2 separate regions of the Homo sapiens genome follow, and region 1 is linked to region 2. Evidence: chromatin contacts called from ENCODE Hi-C or POLR2A ChIA-PET data. All regions are on one chromosome and are shown on one strand. Each heading gives the region's core, a stretch centred on a gene start or an enhancer-like site at or near the end of the contact. The rest is flanking DNA. Distances are from core to core; before and after follow the strand shown. Region 1 holds the start of SLC25A38 (solute carrier family 25 member 38). Region 2 holds the start of SS18L2 (SS18 like 2).

Evidence for each region. A loop is a pair of places that touch in the nucleus more often than their neighbours do. ChIA-PET counts read pairs that join two places held with the same protein, here RNA polymerase II (POLR2A). Pooled maps may share reads with other maps.
Region 1: a loop to region 2 is called in a pooled map, with 5 times the contacts of the local background. The contact joins the promoter of SLC25A38 here to the promoter of SS18L2 in region 2. A Hi-C loop is called at or near these places in 1 of 168 maps with a recorded cell type or tissue (B cell), 1 of 37 single-sample maps with no recorded cell type and 6 of 50 pooled maps. POLR2A ChIA-PET finds 5 or more read pairs at or near these places in 2 of 52 experiments (CD8-positive, alpha-beta memory T cell and activated CD8-positive, alpha-beta T cell).

The regions. Positions count from the first base shown.
Region 1 is chr3:39,381,862-39,384,886 of GRCh38, reverse strand. SLC25A38 (solute carrier family 25 member 38) reads right to left here and starts at 1,517. Exons shown (of 7, transcript NM_017875.4): 1 at 1,094-1,517. The coding sequence starts at 1,162. LOC105377644 (a long non-coding RNA gene) reads left to right here and starts at 562. Exons shown (of 3, transcript XR_007096252.1): 1 at 562-646; 2 at 1,843-1,934. RefSeq lists enhancers at 309-378, 849-898, 909-1,008, 1,029-1,208 and a silencer at 469-618.
Region 2 is chr3:42,589,378-42,592,297 of GRCh38, reverse strand. SS18L2 (SS18 like 2) reads right to left here and starts at 1,438. Exons shown (of 3, transcript NM_001370300.1): 1 at 1,332-1,438; 2 at 697-773. The coding sequence starts at 1,400. It also overlaps a transcript of SEC22C not described here.

The DNA.
Region 1 (3,025 bases), core at 268-2,767, 3.2 Mb after region 2:
GAGGTTGCAGTTGAGCCGAGATCACGCCACTGCACTCCAGCGCGGGCGACAGGGCGAGACTCTGTCTCAAAAAAAAAAAAAAAGAAAAAAGAAAAGAAAGCTCAAAAATATATTCAAGGTAAATAAAAAAGTAGTTTCTTTTTAAGGGGAGAAAGAAGAGGGCATAAACAATAATACGCACACGAAATAAGTAGCACATAAGAGTACAAACTGGATCCACAAGCAATTCCTACTGCCCTGAAAAAACTATCCTAAGTCCAATTCACATCTGGAGGCGAGGGCTGGAGAGCCCTGAAAAAGGTAAGCAGGTTTTCAAAGACGTCAACGTAAAGTCGCCACCGCCGCCGTCTCCGCCTTTAAGGATTAAAAAAAAAAATAAAAGCCGCCCCTACCTCGGGCGCAAGACCTCAGAGGGAGAGCTGCGGCAGCTGCAGTGGCCTCAGGCCTTTAGCGTCTAAAGACTGGTTGCACCCCGACTCCACCTACCGGGCAACCACGCCGCCAGCCCCGCCTCCGCCTCCACCAATAGCGGCCCGGCGGCCCGGGCACGATGACCAATCGAACGCCGGAGGAGGCGTGGCGTCGCTGGGGGACCACGCGCCGTCCCAACAGGCTGGAAGGGTGCCGCCACGACTGGCCCCTCCAGGTAGGCCGCCGCCCGCGGGCGCACAGCGCTACCCGGCCAGCTCGCTGCGGCATCAACGGCTTCTCAGCGTCAGCGCTATTATCAGGCCTTGTGACCGTCCCAAATCTGCCCGGGTGCCCTTCCACCTGGCAGCCTACTCGCACCTTGTGGGGGCCGCGCGGGCACACTCCCCGGCACGCGTCCAGTCCAGGCCCCGGCAATTCCGCCCTTTACCGGGACATCGGCCCTACAGCGCCTGCCCCCAGGGCTGGCCTGCAGCTCCTGGCCTCTCCTCACTCCCTGCCCCCTTCTCAATTCCCTTAGTCAGACTCCTCTCCCGCCGCATCCTAAATCCTGAGCGCACCCTGGGGCGCGGAAAAGGGTAGCCGAGCCTTAGCAACGCCCCGAATTCTCCGGCCCGAGCCCGCGGTTCGGACCCCTGCCCTTCCTTCCCCGCAGTGCCCTCACCATAAGCGTTTCCACCGTGTCTCCGACATCTTGGGGTTGCAGCAGCGACGGACGTGAGTTCTGAATCATTGGAGATGAGGCCCGCGAGTCCTCTGGGCCCAGGGTGCCGTCGACGGGCGCTTGGGCCCAGCCCTGGAGGCCTTGAAGAAGGCTAGGGGGTGGCGCTAGCCAGGCGACGCGCTTTAAGCCGCGGGCTCTCTGACGTCTGCGCCTATAAGCACGCAGCCGCCGGGGTTCGGATCCTGCTAGTCCAGGGGCTGCGGGCGCGGAACAATCTTGCTGCGGGAATTACGCGCCGCTCTTCACCCGCGCCGCAGACTCCGCGGCTCTGCTCTCCTGCCCATCCTGCCCTGCTGCAGGCTTCAGCACCGTAGGAGATGAGGTTCTGTGTATCCCGGGGTGGAGGAAGCGCCGGAGGAACTCTGTAGAAGGGGAGATTTCGCTTCCGGGTGGGACGCTTGTCACGTGAGGGTGTTCTGAGTGCCACCTGGTGAAAACGCCCAGAACTGAAGGATCCGCGCTTCCTTGCACCCAGAACTTAATGGAGCGTCTGCAGGGAACTTTGCTTTTGCGTGGAACGTCTGAACGTATTTACAATCCAGACCTGGTCTGCCCAGTAAGGCAGCCACTAGCCAACGTGGGCTATTGATTTATTAATTGATACATTAATTTTAATTATATTAAAACAAGCAGTGTGGAATGCTTTCTCCTTAAACAGGCGTTTTTTTGTTTTGTTGTTTTTTTTTCAGGACCATATTTCCCTTTAAATGCTGAAAATTTAGTGTGGAATTGATATGTACTGTATGCATAAACCACACGCTGGATGTCTAAGACTGGTGAGGTAAAATCTCAATAATTTTTATATGTTGAAATGATATTTTGGATATATTGGGTTAGGTGAAATATTAAAATTAACTTCAGGCCGGGGGCAGTGGCCCAGGCCTGTAATCTCAGCACTTTGTGAGGCCTAGTCTGGAGGATTGCTTGAGGGAGCCAAGGAGTTGGAGACCAGCGTGGACGACAAAGCAAGACCCCGTCTCTAAAACAAATAATAATAACTTCATGTGTTTCTTTTTAAATGTGGCTAGTAAAACATTTAAACTTTAACATGTGGCTCCCATTACATTTCTGTAGGACAGCGCTGGTCTAGTTGGTCAAAATTCTGGTTTATTGCTCACCTGGAATCTGTCAATGGCTTTTTTGGTCTCCCAACTTCCCCTTATGCCTGTCTGGCTGATCCATGGAAAAGCATTACTGCTGGGATCCTGACACTCCTGTTGAAAATGCAGTGGCCCTGGTAATAAAGTCCAAGCTTTTCATAGCAACCTTCGCTACTTTCCACCTTCATTCATCACCCAAGAACTAGATCAGAAAGGAAAGTGACTTAGGGAGCAAGATAATATTTTTTCAGGCTTCATTCCTGTGCTTCTGAGGTACATAGAACAGGAAGGAAAGTGGTCCCAGAGGAGGTTATTCCCAGAAAGGATTAAGGAAAGTATAAACATTAAAAAAAAAAAAAAAATTACAGGCCGGGTGCGGTGGCTCACGCCTGTAATCCCAGCACTTTGGGAGGCCGAGGCGAGCCGATCACGAGGTCAGGAGATCGAGACCATCCTGGCTAACATGGTGAAATCCCGTCTCTGCTAAAAATATAGCCGGGTGTGGTGGCAGGCGCCTGTAGTCCCAGCTACTCGGGAGGCTGAAGCAGGAGAATGGCGTGAACCCAGGAAGTGGAGCTTGCAGTGGGCCGAGATCGTGCCACTGCACTGCAGCCTGGGCGACAGAGCGAGACTCCATCTCAAAAAACAAAACGAAACAAAATTACAAACCTGCCTGGTGATTGAATACTTTGCTACCCTTTGTTCTAAGCTGCAAGGCTTATTTTTCTTTGTGCAGTAGTGATGTTGATAACTATGCACTGAAACTTCTTTT
Region 2 (2,920 bases), core at 189-2,688:
ACCTCAGAGGTGGAGGTTGCAGTGAGCCGAGATTGCACCACTGCACTCCAGCCTGGGTGACAGAGGGAGACTGTCTCAAAAAGAAAAAAAAAAAGAAAAGAAAAAAATGGGCGTAATACCTGGACTAGATTCGGAAAAGAGACTCAGACTCTATTTTCTCTCATTTTGGTATCTACTTAGGGAGTGCATTAAATTATTATGCACAATTTACCTTTGACTTAACTTGTAAATCCTTTGTTTGTCTTTGTGTGTGTGTCACTAACAGACTGACGGGAAGTTAGAAATGAGAGGAAGCTTAGCAGTCAAATGGCCTGACCCCTTCACTTAACAGAGAAAGGATGAGGCAGGGATCCAAGATGAGAAAGGGGCCATGGCTCTAATCTCCTGAGCTTAGTTTTCTGTGTGCTCTCACCCCCATCCCTGTTGTCATCAGCCGGCATAGCTTTGAGTGAAGGAGGCTTTGCAGTGAGAATAATTCACATTTTGAAGAAAGAGCCACGTCTGACTCCAGGCTCCGCAGTGTACTCGTTGTATGGTCTTGGGCAGGTTGGCAAACTCTTTGAGCCTCTCTTTCCTCAGTTCAAAGAGGGGCTTAACTGCGATCAATCACCCAAGACTCTTAGTTCGAGAAAGCACCGCATCACACAGGCTTCCCCTCTACCCACAGGTCAGGGGCGCGGGGGTGGGGGTACTTACTGCACGCACTCGTTCCCGCGGCCCTTGTTCTGATACTCCACAATACAGCGGATCAGCTGGTCATTCTCCTCAAGGAGCTGAAAGATCAGAGAAAGAAAGGGTCAGTGCAGGCCGGGCGCAGTGGCTCACGCCTGTAACCCCGGCCCTTTGGGAGGCCGATCTAGGCGGATCACGAGGTCAGGAGTTCGAGACTAGCCTGGCCAACATGGGGAAACCCCATACTAAAAATACAAAAATTAGCCGGGAGTGGCGTCGCGCTCCTGTAATCCCAGCTACTCAGGAGGCTGAGGCAGGAGACTCGCTTGAAGCCAGGAAGCGGTGGTTTCAGTGAGCCAAGATGCACCACTGCACTCCAGCCTGGGCGACAGAGCGGGACTCCGTCTCAAAAAAAAAAAAAAAAGGAGAGAAAGGGTTAGTGCAGTGTGACGTCTGGACGGCGGGGGACCGAACCCCATGCCGGGGTCCTGCCCCGGCGCCTGTGCTGATTTCGTGCCCATCTCACCCCGCACCCCGGCTGCTCAGCACCCTTCACAGTCAGCTGGGAGGCCGCTCACTACAGGATGCTTCTCGCACCCCGCAGCCCCTCGGGATCCCGACTTCTCTCCGCCCGCCCGCCCGCCCGCGTGGATGCTCACCCGCTGGATAGTCTCTTGATTGACTTCCGCCTTGCCCCTCAGCCAGTCCGGTACGAAGGCCACCGACATCCCGAGGAACCTCCGGAACCACGACCGCCAAGCAACTCGACCCACGATAGGTGGGGCCTACGCTCTCGAAGTTGATTGGATGCTCCCGCCTACAGGGCGGGGTACAGAAGGGACGTCATTTGTGACTGGACGCGCAAGAGCTATACTCAGCGCTTTCCTCGGTCCCAGCCCCCAGAACGCCGGGGGCGTTTTCGTATCCTTTGCGCTTGCGCAGTCTGGAGAGCGAAACTTGTGGGTTGGGGCTGGGTCTACTGCTGACCTACCTGGCGTCAGCACCTCCAGTGTTAGGCTGTGCATGCTTTTTTTTTTTTTGAGATGGAGTCTCGCTCTGTCGCCCAGGCTGGAGTGCAGTGGCGCATCTCAGCTCACTGCAAGCTCCGCCTCCTGGGACTACAGGCGCCCGCCACCACGCCCGTCTAATTTTTTGTATTAGTAGAGACGGGGTTTCACCATATTAGCCAGGATGGTCTCGGTCTCCTGACCTCGTGATCCGCCCGCCTCGGCCTCCCAAAGTGCTGGGTGTGCATACTCAATCTATCTGCAGGAGCGGTTTGCTCGGCTTCACCCAGCGTGTCTGGCACCCAGATACATGGCTTCAGATCCATTGTCCTCTCTACATCACTCTGTGCCTCCAGGTCTGCATCTGGAGCATGAACATTGGCTATGGCATTGTCTCCTGCCAGGCCAAATCTGCAGGCCAGGAAAACTCTGGTATTAGCTTTACTCTTTGCTGAACGAGAAATTCGCGTTTTTCCACATAGCCTGGACTTATTTGGGGCAGGAATAATGCTTATTAGGTTGGCAACCCTAAAAAGCACTGGTATTTTCTCCATTTTACAGATGACGAAACAGGTTAAGTAACTTGCCCAAGGTTCCTTAGCAAAGCCAGTCTCTGAATACGGGCAGCCTGGCTTTAGAACTCTCACCCTTAACAACCCGGGACTGCCCAGGCACCATACCGCAAAGGTGTTGTGCCGCAAGATGCAAGGAGGAAGCTGGACATACCTTCTTGGGCCACATGGTTACTCCTGGTGACCACTGCAACTGAATTGGTTGTAGTCTTCTAGACCAGTGGTCCCCAGCCTTTTTGGCACCAGGAATTGGTTTCGTGGAAGACAATTTTTCTTGTCTTCCACGGAGGTGGGGGTGGTTTTGGTATGAAACTCTTTTACCTCACATCAGCAGGCATTAGATTCTCATTAGGAGCGCGCAACCTAGATCTCTTGCAAGTCCAGTTCACAATAGGGTTCACGCTCCTGTGAGAATCTAATGCTCCCGCTGATCCTAATGCCCCCGCTGATCTGAGGGGGCAGAATGCTCGGCGGTAATGCTTATCCGCCCTCTGCTCACCTCCTGCTATGCGGTACCGGTCCCCTGTTCTAGCCATCCGTGGTGGATGTGGTAACAAGATTCGTTTTCCCTGGAGTGAGCAGCGGCCACTTCATTTAGGAGGGAGATCTTGGGAACCTACACTCCTAAAAAGGGGAGGTCCCTAGAGCTTTATTCCCCTGAGTGGTGGC